Regions from separate parts of the Mus musculus genome. Here region 2 is linked to region 1. A link is a loop called in an ENCODE intact Hi-C map of the cell type or tissue named here. Cell type or tissue: left cerebral cortex. All regions are shown on one strand.

Region 1 (8,000 bases):
GATGTTATAGTGCCTCAGGTTTATTAAAAGTAGGACTTAGTTTTTATATAATATGGTCCTTTCTGTCAAGCGGTCTACCTCGCAGAGCTGTGTGCAGTTTTATGAGCCAAGCACAATTGCTAGGAACCACACAAGATAGTTGAGATCCAATAAAGCCATTATATCTGACTAAAATAACAGAGGCTCAACAAACATATGACTGGGCAGGAGTTGATCTACCTTACCTGCAGGATGCATTTTCATATACTACATGCTTTATAATGTTTTTATTAACTGGCCTGGAAATTGTCTTATGAGTCATAAATAGCTTTAATGGTTTCGTCATTCCTTTTCAACTGAAACCATCCACTTCCTAAACTTTGGCTATCGTCTGAGATCTTGTCTCAAAGCAGGTTCTGGTTCAGTGGTTGTAGGAGGAAGCCTGAGACTATGTGCTACTTGAAATTTTTCTAAGCAGTGCCCATGAAACACACAGTGTGTAATCAGGCCACAGAATATCCTTCAAAAAATACATTAGCATGTATGTGTCAGCGCCCTTGCTTTACCCATACCACCTCTGAGAGCCTCACGCTTCTGCAGTTTGAATATGTCCCCAGAATTCATTGTGCAGAGAATTAATCCCCCAGTGCAGAAAGCGCTGAGCATTAGGCCTTTGAAGGGGAAGCATGGTCATGAGGGTTCAATCCTTATGAGTTATCACAGGAGGGGACTAGTTACCACACAACTGAGCTCCTAACGAAGAATAGCCACTCTCCCTCTTCCATGTCCTCTCCTCCTTCTTTCTTCCCCCCTTGCCCTCAACTTTTCCATCCCCTGTCCCTTTCATCCTCTCTCATGAATGCTCTTCTGTTCTTCTGCCTTCTCCACAGAACAACACAAGAGAGGTCCTTCCCAGACTCGGCCCTCACTGACTTTGGATTTCCTAGAATTCAGCACTGTAGAAGACAAATCTCTGCTCTGATAAGTTACCCAACCTTAGGTATTCTTTCACAGAAACAACAGAGTGAACCAATGCAATGGTAATTTTGTATATCTGCTGCTTATCTAACCATAATTCTCCTGGAATAGAAATAATATTTACCTGGCATTCTGTTGTATTTTCAATGTCTCCTGTAATTAATACTCAGAACATCATCAAATGAATTCCTGTGCACAAATGATAAAACTTGTACACATACTCTTGAGTTCATACAAACATTCTCCCAGCAATGTTATCATAAGAATGTCACCAGAACACTGGAGGGTTTTTTTTTTCCAAAGGTACAGTAAATTTTGTCACTGTAATCATGGCTAAAATTTATACAGTGAGTTATAGTCTCATTACCTGAATCCCTATAACTCTAATAGGGAAAACTTATTTTAATTCTCATCTTAAAAAGTAAACTGTTCCAACAGAAATATCCAGTTCATTATTCATATTTACCAAGCTATCAAATACCTTCTCTGGAATACAAACCCAGGCAGGCGGGCTCCACAGCCCATGCACCTAACTTCTACTCCCTGAGATGGATGTACATCATGGAGTCACTCCATGGTTTAACTCACTCTGTTTTACAGCTGCAGAATGCCACGTGGACCACCCAACAGAACCCTGTATCTACTCAACACTTTGGGTAAGTTCTTAGGTTGAATCCTCTTCTACAGCAACCCACAGATTTGTGTCATAAAATAGTGTGTAGTTTTGGTGGGACAGGATGTAAAGGGCCTAAGACCTAAGAGGACTCACTAGATTAGGGCACTGGAGTGGTCCATGGAGGGGTGCTGTTGAAGGATGGATAACTACATGGGCATGTAAGACTATCTACCTATGTAGAATTCCAGGTAAAGTGTATATGACAAGGGTCTTCTCAAATTGGAGACTTTGAACAGTTTTAAGATGCATCCCTAGAAAAATATGTGACCTCCTCCATGTTTCTGGTTGACACTGTCTGATACTAGTCACCTGAATTGTAAACCCTTCCATAGTTCAATAAGGGAACACAGATCTTGCATGCATGTAATTAAACACTTCACATTTTCTTATTTAGAGATAATATGTGTCATTGTTTATGACCAGAATAAAACCATACAACTATTTTGAGACACAAATCACTATGGTAACAGTTTTTCTGATTAAGTTTGAAGTTGCACTGCCTTCTGCTACTGAAAGATACAGCTTTTAACAGCAGGTATTGGGTATCTTTTATATTAGGCCTTGTTTGGTTTTATACCAGGTAAAACTTCATGTTAACTTAACTAGTGTGAATATTACAATATTCAATAACTCATACTGCATGCAGAGCCATTTAAAGGAAATCTTACTGGTTTGAGCTTTTTCAAAGACAAATGAAAAAAATGATATCTAGATTGATATCAATAGAAGGAAAAACATTAAAAACTAGAATTCTACAATCAATAATTTTAATAGTATATAAATTTCATTTATTTCTATAAAATGTTTCTTGAATTAATAAAAGTTAACACAGGTAACTGTGTATCACCTTGGGAATTTTTAATCTTTATTGCATTGGTATACTGGGTACCATGGTGCACGAATGGGCATCAGAGGACAGCTTGTGTGGGTGGGTTACCCTTTTATACTGTGTCGGTCCTAGGGATTACACTAAGGTCTTCTCACTTGACAGCAAGGGTCTTTACCCTCAGAGTCATCATACCATCCCAGTACTTTATAGTGTATAATTTTCTTATATAACATCAGGTCTCCTACCTGGTTGCCTACACAGTGGTGAGTTGTATTCTAATATTTCTTTAATTTCTTATTCAGTGGCAAATGGTTTCCAGACATCTTGCAAACAGTGAAGACCATAAATTTCCTTCTACTCTAAGCACACTTCAGGAGAACTGTAGAGCTAGAGTCTCAGAACAAGTAGGACAGCAATAATGATAATGTCCCTCACTGAGCCTTTGAGACATTCCATAAATTCACATTATTTCAACACTTCGTCCCCAGTTAATAGCGCTGATTTGGAAGAGTGTGGAGCCTTCTAGGGGAGGCATTTCATTGCAGGAAGTGGATCACTGGGGGTGGGCCTTGAGGCTTGATAGCCCAGCTCCACTTCTTGTCTGCTAACACTTCCTGACTGCAGACATCATATCCAGCTTTCCAGGATTCCTGCCACTATGCCTAACCTATCATCATGGACTGTCTCCCCTAAAACTGTGAGCCAAATAGACCCTTCCTCCCCTGGGATGTCTCAGGGATTTGATCTCAGCAGTTAAAACACTAGGACTCCTCACGCTTCGTTTACAAATTTACCACAATGAACAGAAATCAGAGATGTGTACATGTAAAACTTTCACATTGTTTATATGGAAGATACAATATTTAGCATCAGTTGAAGGAGTTTGTCCTTCAGTCCTGGCAAATAGCCCCATGAGCTTGCTCAGAAATAAAGTAGAGATTAGAGAACCTGGGTAGTTTCCTTGGGTGTTAGATTATGAAAGGAATGCAGCAGCACGTTAAATGTCTTCACAAACGTTCAGGAGCAATGGCTTATATTGGATAAAATGAGAAAATTGGCTGGCAAAATGTAATAAGCATTCCAAGTCATGAGGCACCAGATGCCAGCATTTCCTCAACCGTATATTAAAGCATCTTTGTGTAAGTGTGCTTTCTGCAAGTAATGACGTTACGAATGCCACAGTTACACAAGGGAGCCCAGAACTTCACTGTTTGCAGACACATCAGTTACAGTTGCCATTTAATATTGCTATTTTTCTTTTTGAATGTCAGATGAGTAAATCATAGAGATAAGACAGTAAGCTTGCCTTAAAATGAAAGGTCTTACTTCAGTTTTGATAATTTGCTATCATATAGTGAAGTGTGACAGGCAAGCAAGTTATTCAATCAATTAGTTCTATTCCTACACAGTTCTTATTTCAAGCGCCATCACAGATACATTTATGGAATTAGAGGTGTAGTAAAACATACTGCATTGTGATAAATAGCTAAGATACATCAGTAGGATGAGCTTTCTGTTAGCTATGAACTACATCCACAACATTTTCAGAAATTGAGCGTATCATTTATGACAAAAAAAATAGCGTAGTTGTAGTGGCTATTCCTGGTTGTCAACTTGACTATATTTGGAATGAACTACAATCCAGAATTGGAAGGCTCACCAGTGACCCTTATCTGGAGGCTTGGAGATCCTTATCTGGATCTTGGTATGGAGATCTTGAGCCATAGTGACTATGGATTCCAGAAGATTGAATCTCAGAGTTTAAGGAACACACCTTTAACCTGGGCTACACCTTTCATCTGGGATTAAAGGTGTGGTGGAACACACCTTTAATCTGGGCTACACCTTCTGCTGGAGACAATATAAGGACATTGGAAGAAGGGAGTCTAGCTCTTGCTCCTTCGCCTGCTTGCTGCGTGAGACTGAGTAACTGCTAGATCCTTGGACTTCCATTCACAGCTTCTACTGAACAATTGTTGGGAATTGGGCTGCCGACTGTAAGTCATCAATAAATTCCTTTACTATCCATAAGTTCTGTGACTCTAGAGAACCCTGACTAATACAGTAGTCTTGGTTTTTCTTGATTCTGTTTGAATCCTTAAAATATTTCATTTTCTTAAGTCATCTACTTAGATGCAAAGATAGAAGTTGGTGAGAGCATGTGGCTTGAAATCATGTTAGGTGACCTTTAAGAAAGACAATCTCTGTCGGTTACTGCAGGTATATGCTCTACACCTCCTGATTCCTCCTGCCCTAAGCTTCCTGATAGCATCACTCGTTCAGTCAAAAAGAATGCTCTTATTTGAAATTTTTGCATATGGGTAAATTGCCTTCTGAGATAAAAGCCCAGAGAGTGATATAAAATTGTAGCTAGGTGAGCCAAAAGTAAATACCACATTCTAGAACTTTCTATAACTTTGTCCCGGTGGAAGTATGAATTATGCCTAAATACCCGAGTGGAAATGCTGCATTTTCTCTATTCTACCCACGTCCATTCTGATCACTTACTATCATAACACTAATAACATTCCTTGAAGCAGGGAGGACGCAGCTGTCATTAACAAGGCTGACTAGATAAGGACCAGCGGCTCTGTAGCAGCTAAAGGACCCATTCTAACCGGCTTAAATGGGATTGCTTGTTTTCCACTTTTGTTATTAAAATAGAAGTGGAAATCTGCTTTCCCCAGCCTATCAGCATCCCGTGCCTGAGCCTGCCTGACCTTGAGCAGTGCAGCTGCTTCGGGAGAGTTAAAAATGGACCTTCAAGCTGGCTTTAGTTTCTGTTGCTCTGCCTGCAAGTGTCCTCCCACTGATCTGTTTATCACACTCTCTTTACCACTTTTGTTGTTGTTTTTCCTTCTGAGAGTTTTTTTAGCCTGGACAGCGGATCCTACTTCTCAAGGCCCTAACCTGCAGGTCCTTCCTTGCACGTGGGGACCCAAAGTGTGCGGGAGTGGTGCTGGAACCTGGCCTTGAATGAGGTTCACCCTCACCCCAAGTATCTCGGTCTCTTCCTTTTCTGATCCACCTCAACCATCTCAGCAACCTCAGCAACCTCGCTGGGAACGCCCACCCATTGCAAACCCTGTGCCACTGGCGCAGGGCAGCAGGAAGGGTGGCTTAGTAAAGTTAGAAGAAAACGTTTGGCATCGTGCTTTTAGTGGTGTCCCAGACCCTCTGTTCCCTCTTGCTCAAGACTCCCCGGAAAGAGTCGCAGAGCTTATCCTAGCAGGACAACTCTTTATTCTCATGCCCCACAAGCTTTTTAAAGACCACTAAAGCTTAAACTTCTTCCCAAACAAGCCCACCGGGAACTTTTGCTTCTGGGAATGGCAATTGCTCCTAACTATCCTGCGGCTGGAGCAGGCAACTGAGATCCTGTTAGTGGTTTTGTTTAGTTTCTTGGCACTGGCCCTCTTCAATTCAAGTTCTGTGCCTTTCGAAGCCAGGTCTTAGAACAGGGCCAGGCTCGCCCTGGCCGCGGAGAAAAACGGTTTAGTCACAGATGTAGTATCCCCAAAGATGCCCCATTGATTCCTGAGTGCAGCTGAAGCTAGAGAGCCCTTACCACATCCCGACCACCTGCGGGGAGACTGGGTGCGGACTGGAGCTGATGGGTTAGAGTCAGAACATGGGCATAAAGGATGCTCACAGAGCACAGTGTCAACTAAGCCAAATACTTATTCAGAATGACACAGCAAAGTTTTGGGTCATGCCTAACAGGACCTGGAGCTTCTAGCTGCTTGAAAAGTTCCATAGCCAAAACCTGAGCAGTCTGAGCCTGGAAGCAGGCAAGCTGTGGGCAGGGGCTCACGCCAAAGAATCTAGGTTAGTGGCCGAAGGGAGATGCTCTTTAGGAGGGTGACCAGTGGCCAACTCAGGGTGACCAGTGGCCAACTCAGGAAGCAGCAGGTGTCCGCCCAAGGCGAGGCTGATCACCAACTCCCAGGGGCTTGCCTGGGCCCCTGCCTGGGAAGGAACTGAAAGGTGACCTGACCCTGCAGGGGCGGGCCGGGGCACGGGCCCGAGCGAGTGGCGCAGGTGGGCGTGCCGGCCAGGAGGAGAGGCGGGACCTATAAAGCGCTCTCCATTCGGGAGGCGGAGCGGCCGGGTGCAGCCTGTGCTGGTGGGCGCGGTGGCCCGCAGCCTTCGGCTTGCTGCAGGACTGTGCAGGGGACCACTGTCCAAGCTTCGGACTACTGAGGGGCGCCTGCCTCGGTTTACCCTTCAGCGTCTGGTGAAATCCGGCAGGTGAGCGACCCGAGGAGGCGGGATAGGGCAGGGTCGCTTCCCAGTTGTGCTGACTTTCCAGCTACTTCCAGCCTGTTGGCTTTAGTTGGCGCCTCCGCTCCTAGGGCTTTGTCAACTTGAGTTGCTAAGGCTGGTCCCTCCCTTTGGAAGGGCAGTGCCCGGGCTAGTTCGCCCTGGCGATGCCGGGACTCTGAGGAGCCTGTGCACTTCTTGCGTGCTTTTGCAAACTTCTCACTTTTTCCTCCCAGCGCCTAGGGAAAGATCCGTTCTGCTCCGCGAGGGAAACAGAGCCGTTGACCATGGTTGCAACGGGCAGTTTGAGCAGTAAGAACCCGGCCAGCATTTCAGAGTTGTTGGACGGTGGCTATCACCCTGGGAGTCTGCTAAGTGGTGAGTCTCTGGGCTGTCCACCTCTTTCCTATCCGAAGGTTGCGGGGCCCCTCTCTAGTGTAAGCGTCCCTGCCTGAGTGCGCGAGACTTCATCTCCTCCTAGAGACACAGAGGACTATGAAACCCATCTGAGATCTCTTTCTAAACTTCCTTTGCATTGTCTGCCCACCAAAAACAAACGTAAGGGGAATAATGCGTTGTTCCAGTCTGCTAAGAGGCTCTTGGGGATGAAGTTCCCTATCTCATGGTTGGAACATTAAGTGTACAGGCTGGGTGTGTTTAAAGACATGCGCTTACTTGTGTAGCTAGCACCACCACGTCCGTCCCCCCTCCCCCCCCCCCCCCAAATTCTCCCTTTTCTGTTTGCCACCTAATCCTTCTCTTTCCCGTCTCCAGAAGACCATCCTTCGGCATTTTGTTACCACGTTAGTTTTGCTTTTAGAATGTTAAATAATAAGTGTATATGCTCTTCTCAGTTCGGTTTGCTTTCCCACCGTGTGATGTTGTAGAGTTATACACTTACCTCATCAGTGAGTTCCTTTTCGTTGCTAAGTAAGATTCTATTATGAAATGCACCCACTGTGCATTAATGTCAGAAGAAAACTTGAACAGCCCTGGTTCTACAGGAATCATCATTTGCAACTTGAAACGTCAATTTCTAATCTGACAGACTATTCAACTATGGAAGAGTGGTGTGAGCATATATTAAGTGGCTTAAGCTCTTTAGATTTTCTTCATCTATAAGATAATATTATAATTCTAAATTTGTCTGTCTTCAATGTGGATAAAAATACAGATATGATTTGGAATCTATTTGTTGGAATTTAAAAAATAAAACAAAAAACAAAAAACAAGCAGTGCCCTCTAAGTGAGCTAATGACATAGAAAACCAGGAGA
Region 2 (8,000 bases), 110 kb before region 1:
GCCCCAGACACATGGGAAGTGGGCAAGCTCTCTTCTGTTCCAAGTACAAGTATTTAGAAATGATTAACCTTTAACCCCAGCACTCAGGAGGCAGAGGCAGGTGGATTTCTGAGTTCAAGGCCAGCCTAGTCTACAAGGTGAGTTCCAGGACAGCCAGGGCTATACAAAAAAACCCTGTCTCAAAAAAACCAAAAAAAAAAAAAAGAAAGAAAGAAAGAAAGAAAGAAAGAAAGAAAGAAAGAAAGAGAAAAGGAAAGGAAAGAAAAGAAAAGGAAAGGAAAGGAAAAAGAAAGAAAAGAAAAAAAGAAATGATTGACCTTAACCCAAACCCAGAAAGATAAATATGGTCTGTATTCTTTTATAAGGGGATATTACCTGTCTAGTAAATGATAAACAACCTACAATCTATAACCCAGAAAGTTAAAGAGTCAGAGTGGAGGACACCAGGAGAACAAGGCTCTTAGAGTCAACTAAGCAAGGTGCATGTGAGCTCACAGAGACTAAAATGGCAAGCATAGAATCTACAAGGGTCTGAACCAGGTCCTTTGTGTGTATGTTATACACAATGCTTACTACTTTTATGGGACTCTTGACTGTGAGTACAAATCGGTATCTGACTCTTGTCCCTGCCCTTGGGATTCTTTTCTTTCTGTTCAGGTGCCATGTCTAACATTGATATGCCAGTTAATTTTATTTTTGTCTTGTTTCACTGTTGTCTCTTGGAAACCTGTTCTTTTCTAATGAGAAACAGAAAGAGAGTGTTTCTGGGGTAAGGGATGATGTAGGGAGGAAGTGGGGGGAGTAGAGGTAATGGGAAATTATAATCAGAATATATTGTATAAGAATAGAATCTGTTTTCAATAAATGTGAAAAATGGTTTACTTCCATGAAATGAAAAGAAAAGAAAAGAAAAGAAAAGAAAAGGAAAGGAAAGGAAAGGAAAGGAAAGGAAAGGAAAGGAAAGGAAAGGAAAGGAGAAATGATTGACCTTGACCAGTGTGTGCAAAATCTAGCAACTGCAGCCCCTCTCCTCCAGGTAACTGCAACCAGGAGCTGCTTCCTTGCAGAGATGCAGACCCAAATCTTTAGCCACAAAATGGTTCTGAGGACACAGACCTGTAACTAAGAGTCAAACAATGGTCTTTGAGGCAAAACAAATAAACCAAAGCTAAGCAAATATCCTCCTTCCAGTTTCTATCCCAAGAGCTCTGAATGCGGACTGCCTCCCTCTGAAGATTTAATTCACAAATGTTGAAGCTCTCGCTTCATCCTTATTGAGGGGAGGTATAAACACCAGAGATGGTCGTTGCAATCTGGAAATGTTTCTCAGGGACATTTCAAAATAAAGATGCATGGTTACCAAAACTAAAAATTTGAGCTTTAAACAGTCATTCTTGGAGTTTTTTAAAGGTGTATTTATTTTTATATGTATGAATATTTTTTTTGCCTGGTGCCCTCAGAGGCCAGAAGGTGTTCCTTTCCTCTGGAATGGAAGCTATGGATGGTTGCCAAGTATATGTGGACACCGAAAGCTAAACCCAGGTCCTCTGCAAGAGTAGCCACAGATTTCAGCATTTAGCCATCTCTCTAGCCCCATCCTTGACTTTTTAAAAAGATAACTTTAGCAAGATTCTTCTGCTTCATATAGACAAGTGTCCATTTTAATACCTATATCATAACTTCTCTTTTATTACCAGGAAATTAAGAAAGAATGCATCAGTACAATCTGGTTAAAGAACCAAAATACAGGATAGTGGTCTCCATATTAGAATCAGCAGAAAGCAAATTATTTTAAATGAACATATCCACACATAACCACTAGTTTCCCTCAGTAAAATCAAGAGAAAATGAGAAAAGCAACTCCTCGCATTCAGTCCTACACGCTGACATCTACTCTTCCTCCAGCTACGTCTCTAGTCAACAAGAACAACCCTGAAGCTCATGAGAGCAAAGTGGATACATCACTCTTAAATCATCTTCAGCTAATGTGCAAAAGGCTCAGAACATTGTTCCTTAATTTGCACACTGTACCTGGTTGGCAAGCTACAGCCTTCATGGCTCTCTATGCCTCCCCCTTTATCTATCTGATAATATAGAAACCACAATAGTTTAAAAAAGAAGAAATTTCAGCTGGTGAAGAGAGGCTCAACAGTGTAACCTCGCTCTATGCCAGCATCAGAATCACAAAGTGTTGAGCCCATGTTAAAGTCCAGCTAGATTCCCATATCTCAGCAAAATCTACCCATGATCCCATGAGCCAGGATGAGTCAGGCTAACAGAGTAAATGAATATAACCTTTTGACCTCTGCTCTCAGGAACAAAGCCAAACCACAGGAAAGTCTCACACTTTTCCCCCCAACAGAACCAAAATGTAAAAAAGTGTTGAAATCTAGTGTGGTCTGCTTATTTTGCTAGCTAAAAGTGAAGTTTTTAAAAAGAGGGGAAGTAACTATTAATATCACTATCAATTTCCCAGAACAACAACTCTGGAAAATCCATTCCGGCTAAGGAATTTTCAATAATATCTGCTACCATTCACCCTGTGATTACCATGACAGTCACTTAGGGTATATAATCTACATCATTATCTACAACAATTCCATGAAGTAGGAATTGTGTTCAACTTTTATGAATAAAGTCCAGTCATTTAACCCCCAAAATATTTAGCTACTAAATGGCAGAGTGGATATTCAAAAGCCATCTTGTCAGACACTAAAACCCAGGTTCCTCACCCCATTTATGACACTACCCTTCATAATAATAGGTCCTAAACACAAAGAAACAAACAATTGAATAAAAATCTATTGAGGAAAACACGTGAAAAGCTTGTCAGAAAAAGAGCTATACATTCCTGAAAGGTGCTACATGGAATCTACATGCTCTGAGTTCTGCCTTGATGCATGTGTCCAAGAATGTATAGGCAAATGGTCCCCGTGTACCATTTCTTAACATGTATTTTTCTCATCCTGAAGAATTCCCTTACTTCTTTGTCTTACTTTCACATAGGAAGCTGTGAATTCCCTTGTCTAGACCCTAGGATCTCCTTTCTTGAATAGCTCTAACTTCCTTCCTGCCAGTCTCCTAATACCATTGGCAAAGCTGTTTTCCATATCTGCCACTTTCACAGTATATCTTAATGTGAGTTCCCTGTGCTTTCCCATGGATCTACTAATTGCCTAACTGTGGGTACTTCCCTTGAGGAGCCCAGCCTGCTCTACCTGTCTGTTCCCTCTCCTACTATAACCAGCTGCTTTACTTATTACCTATTACAGAGGCTATTCTACACCCTCCATCCTAGACAATCTGGCTCCTTAATGTTCCTCCTGATCTCAAAGCTGCATACTGTCTATTCCAAGTCATATTTGTAGAACTGGCTGCCAAGGAAGAAATGCGAGGTTGGCACAGCCTTTTGGACAGAGCTACCTGTCTGTTCACCCTAGGAAACCCCCTTTCACCAAATTATTGCATTCACCAATTAGAATGAAGCTGAGAGACCATGCCTGATGGATTTGCTATGCAAGCTTTTATCTGGGCAGACAAGTGAGTCTGTATTCTAGGAAGAATAGCATCAAATGTAGGGTAGAAGCCGGTGTTCACTTCATTCAACAGTTTTCTTCCCTGTTTTCAAGTCTATATTTCAAAATGAAAGAACTCTGAGGACTAGAAGATGGTGTGCTCTCACTGAGCAGTATTCTTTTCTATTTTTAGCCATTCCTTAACCAGGCTGCAGAGGATTTGTTAACTTGGGATACATACGTGAACATCCAGGGAAGCAACCTTAGTGGCACTCTAACAGTTCACAAAGGATAATGTCACCATGTGTGTTAAGACACAACATCTCTCAGGTTCTTTTTTCTGGGCTGTATCAGCTGTAAGGCGAGAACTGCCAGTGTCTTTTATTTGTCGCTCAGTAGAAAGTATTTGCCTGAAAAGGAAGACAGCACACATGAGAGCCAAGAGGAGGAGGGAGCCCTGCCAACGTCACATGCACTGTTGGATTCAGCCGTGCCTGTGGACAAAATCATTGCTTGGACTTTCGAGTGATGCAGCCCAATAAATCCATATGCTTTTGTAGCTTAAGCGAGGGTGGTTGAAATATTTATATCACTTGCAGTTCCCTGAACTCTAAATAATAAACACTGTGTAGTTCAGAGTCAAGATGGCTGTGTGAGGCATTTTTCAAAATAGGAAACAGATGGTTCTCTCAAATTGGATAATTTGGGAGCATAGTTTAAATTAGGTTCTGTTTATGAAGGTGTGGGCAGAGTGAACTGGAACCACAGGGCTGGAGAAGGGCTATAACAACCAATAACACTCAAGGGCAGGGGACAGTTACCTGAACACAGAACGAGAGAGTCATGAAGAAACAGTAACCCTGGAGGAAAAAAAAGAAAAACCAAAAAAACCATGCTTGATCTAGCCAAGGTGATGGCTGGTTTACAGTGAGCACATAGGGGAAGTGGAGAACTACATCTCCTGCCTCCTTCTAGTAATCCCCTGCTTAGATGCCCACTGGCCACTCAACTGAAGCTCAAAGATGCCTCCGACGCGACTCACACAAGTCTGTTTCCTCAGGCAGAGAGATCCAGAGTGATAGGGTGAAAGTCGGCCTACAGTTCAAGACAAGGATACTCAGTATGGTCTTTCCCTTCACCCTTGTCCTTTGTCCCTCCTCCAGGTAAAGGGTGCATGTTCTCATCTCAAGAGAGATAAACATAAAATCCTTGGCTTTGGCCTTATCATGGAGTGGCATAAAGTTCCCTTGTTCCATCTTCCAAGGTCACAACTGGGTATAACTGTTGTGACCTATGCTTTTTGTCCACAATGGCAACCACTGTGAACTCCCCATGAAATCACAGTCACTTCAGAGAAAGACTGAAGTGCAGTAGAAGGAGTCACAGTGTTCATGAGCCATTCGCTCCTGTAGGCAACATACTCAGGATTGGAGTTGCATACAGCGCTTCAATATTCTAGTAAAATGTTATTGCTTATATTCCCCTTTTAACTCTGTGGATCAGGTAATAGTTCAAAATAATGTAAAGTTCAAGTCACATAATTGTTCTATAACTTGGAATGGAGTGTTTAGTATCTGCCAGAACTTAGTGCAAGCCAGAGTCTAATTTGCAAATAGAAAGTAGATTGTCAGTAAAGGAGGGCATGGAGTTACTCCAGAACCATGACTCTCTGAACTGTTGATTTTCCAATCCAGTTTGCCAGGGACTCGCAGAACATCTATGTCTGCCACATACACTTACTTTATTAATAGGTGTGCTAAGTTATGAAAGCAGATCTTCCTGCGTTATAAGCCAAGACCAACTTATAGAGCTCATTATCACCAGAGATATGGAATAAATGTGTAACCTCATGAATTATCAATAAACAAGCAAAAAGACATATAGAAATATGCTCATGATCTTCAAAATGCTAATTTTAGGTATGTCCTTTTTCTAAGGCATGGGTATTACGTAAGTTGTAGCAACTCAGACAGGATATCAGTTTATACTCTCTGGCCCACTCATATTTCAAGATGTTTTTATCCAGCCCTCTAGAGTATGCCTATCTTATTAATCATCTGGAGTCCTTGCTACCTCTTCCTTGGCAGTCCCAGGTAGCACCTTACCATCGTGTAGCAGAAAATGGGGTCATCAACAAAGAAACAAAACAATCAAGACCCATCAGGATCAGACTTTAATGCAAGATTCTGTCTATCTTTGTACTCCACAAATTTGGTGAAGATTATTCCAGAATCTCATTTGGTTGTCCTGCTCTCCACGGCCTCTCCTGGTACCAACACATCATCAGTACAGTACTAATGATAGCATTATTCATGGTTACTGCAGAAAAGAAATGATACTAGGGTACATTCAAATTACAGTAATTCAGAGGAAGCTAAACAAAAGGATAAGATGGTGTCTAGAGGAAATCCAAACTGACAGCACATTATTCCAGGTTGGTATCACTCATACTTCAAAAGATGGCAATGAGAGAAAGTAATTGTCCTAATCTAGACGTTGAGAGACAAGTACAGACGGTGATTTTTCACAGTCTAATGAAAGTGTTCCAGGAGAAGGGAACGCTGAGTGCAGACTCTTGGGCAACAAAGAAAAGCGAGCCAGTACCTAGAACTGGTAAATAAAAAAGTAGAGTGTTGGCGGGCAGTGTGAGGAAGGGATGGTTAAAGGTATCACAGGATTTGTAGATGTTTGTTCTTACAGAGTGAATGGTTGGAAGATTATAGAAAACAGATTTTATTTTACATTCTAAAGGAGTCACTGAAAACTCTCTTTAAACTAGTTGGCAATCAGTTCACGGAAAAGATAATGGTGGCTTGAATTTATATGGTTGTGGTATGGGATTACAGAATGGTCAGGTTCTGGACATATTTTGAAAACCCAAATCCTTTAGGGACTGATACGGAACTGGATATGGTTTATGAGATAGGAAGCAAGAAAGGGCAATGTTTGGAGACTGAGGGCCTTAAGCATTTTGGGACTTGGAACAATGGCTCAGGATTTAACAGCACTGGCTGCTTTTCCAGAAAACCATGCATTTCTTACCACCTACTGGATGGCACATACCATCTGTCCTGGGGGACTTGAGACTCTCTTCTGGCCTTCAAGGCACTACCTGGTGCAGAGACATCCATTGAGACACTACACCCATACACACAGGATTTTAAAAGGTTTTAAAATATAATGCTTTTGTCATTGACAGAGTTGGAGAAGAAACAGTTGGTAAGAACAAACAGTACTTGTTTTCAGCCTGTTAGGTTTAAAGTTAGGAAGCCAAGTGAGCTGTCAAGATGGCAAGCAAGTGCATAGTCTGGAGTCCAGAGGACGGAGTTGTCCAGGTCAGATCCAGCATGCAGGTGGTATTAAAAATCAGGTCTAAGTGTGATCACCTGGGGGGGGGGCAAGTTAAAATTGTAATTTAGCCCCTGAGCAAATTTCACTCTCTTCTCATTATTCTGAGTATCTTTAAAATGTCCAGAGTCTAGGCTGTTTCTCAGTAGGACTGACTACATCAGCTGTTCTCAACCTGTGAGTCAATACACCTTTGGGCACTACATATCAGATATTTACATAACAATTCATAACAGTAGCAAAATTACAGTTATGAAATAGCAATAAAAATAATTTTATTGTTGGGGGAGTCACCACATAATGAACTATTTTAAGGGTTGCAGCATTAGGGAGGTTAAAAACCACTGTACTAGATGAAGTAATTGTTTATGATTGCTAAGAATCATGCATAGCTGACCAAGAACATGGACATAAGGAAAACTACAATCTCTATTGATCTATTACACATCTTATGTGTTTGTGGGGCATCTATGTGCATGAATGTGTGTGTGTGTGTGTGTGTGTGTGTGTGTGTGTGTGTGTGAGAGAGAGAGAGAGAGAGAGAGAGAGAGAGAGAGAGAGAGAGAGAGAGAGTATTTTGGAAGTATACTCAGGAGTACAAGTGTAAAGACCTAAGATTTAATTTAACCAAGGCAATCTGTTTCAGTATTTGATTGGTTCTATCCATTGGTGCTCAGTGGAGTAATCTTGTTTCTTTTCTATTGCTGTGATAAAACACTCTGAAGAAAATCAACTTAAGGGAGAAAATTATTCATTTGGAGTACACATCCAAGCCAAAGTTACTCACTGAGGGAATCTGGGCAGGAACTGAGAGGAGAAACCAGAAGCAGAGACCTTGGAGGAACACTGCTTGCTGGCTCTCTCTCAGGCTTGCTCTCTGTCTTCTGCTTATTTAACCTTTTTATCCACCCAAGACAACCCAACATGCTTAGTGGTGGTATCACCCATGGTGAACTGGGCCCTCTTCATCCATAAATAATCAAGGTGGCTCCTCACAGACAGGTCCACAAACCAATTTAATAACAATAACTATTCAAATAACAATATTTTTAGGTGATTCGAGGCTGGGCCAACTTGACAATTAATGCTAACTAGAACTTGGGGTCACCAGTGGAAACACACATGACGGCAATCACT

The links. Peaks named below come from ENCODE experiments on the same cell type or tissue, not always from the same donor. Only the 100,000 strongest peaks of a DNase experiment are listed, where the experiment ranks them.
Region 2: a loop joins it to region 1, with 2.0 times the contacts of the local background. A loop is called at or near these places in 2 of 42 quality-filtered maps.

What each region holds. Positions count from the first base shown.
Region 1 is chr3:137,617,171-137,625,170 of GRCm38, forward strand. Ddit4l (DNA-damage-inducible transcript 4-like) reads left to right here and starts at 6,502. Exons shown (of 3, transcript NM_030143.4): 1 at 6,502-6,713; 2 at 6,962-7,103. The coding sequence starts at 7,013. In left cerebral cortex, no CTCF peak of the experiment used is centred here; DNase peaks (open chromatin) are centred at 3,557, 5,129, 5,994, 6,285 and 3 more places; H3K4me3 peaks cover 2,089 bases; H3K27ac peaks cover 3,471 bases.
Region 2 is chr3:137,509,214-137,517,213 of GRCm38, forward strand. No RefSeq gene overlaps it. Among named protein-coding and RNA genes, the nearest start is that of Gm4861, 39 kb to the right of the region's middle. In left cerebral cortex, no CTCF peak of the experiment used is centred here; DNase peaks (open chromatin) are centred at 3,335, 3,983, 5,228, 5,544 and 1 more place; H3K27ac peaks cover 2,986 bases.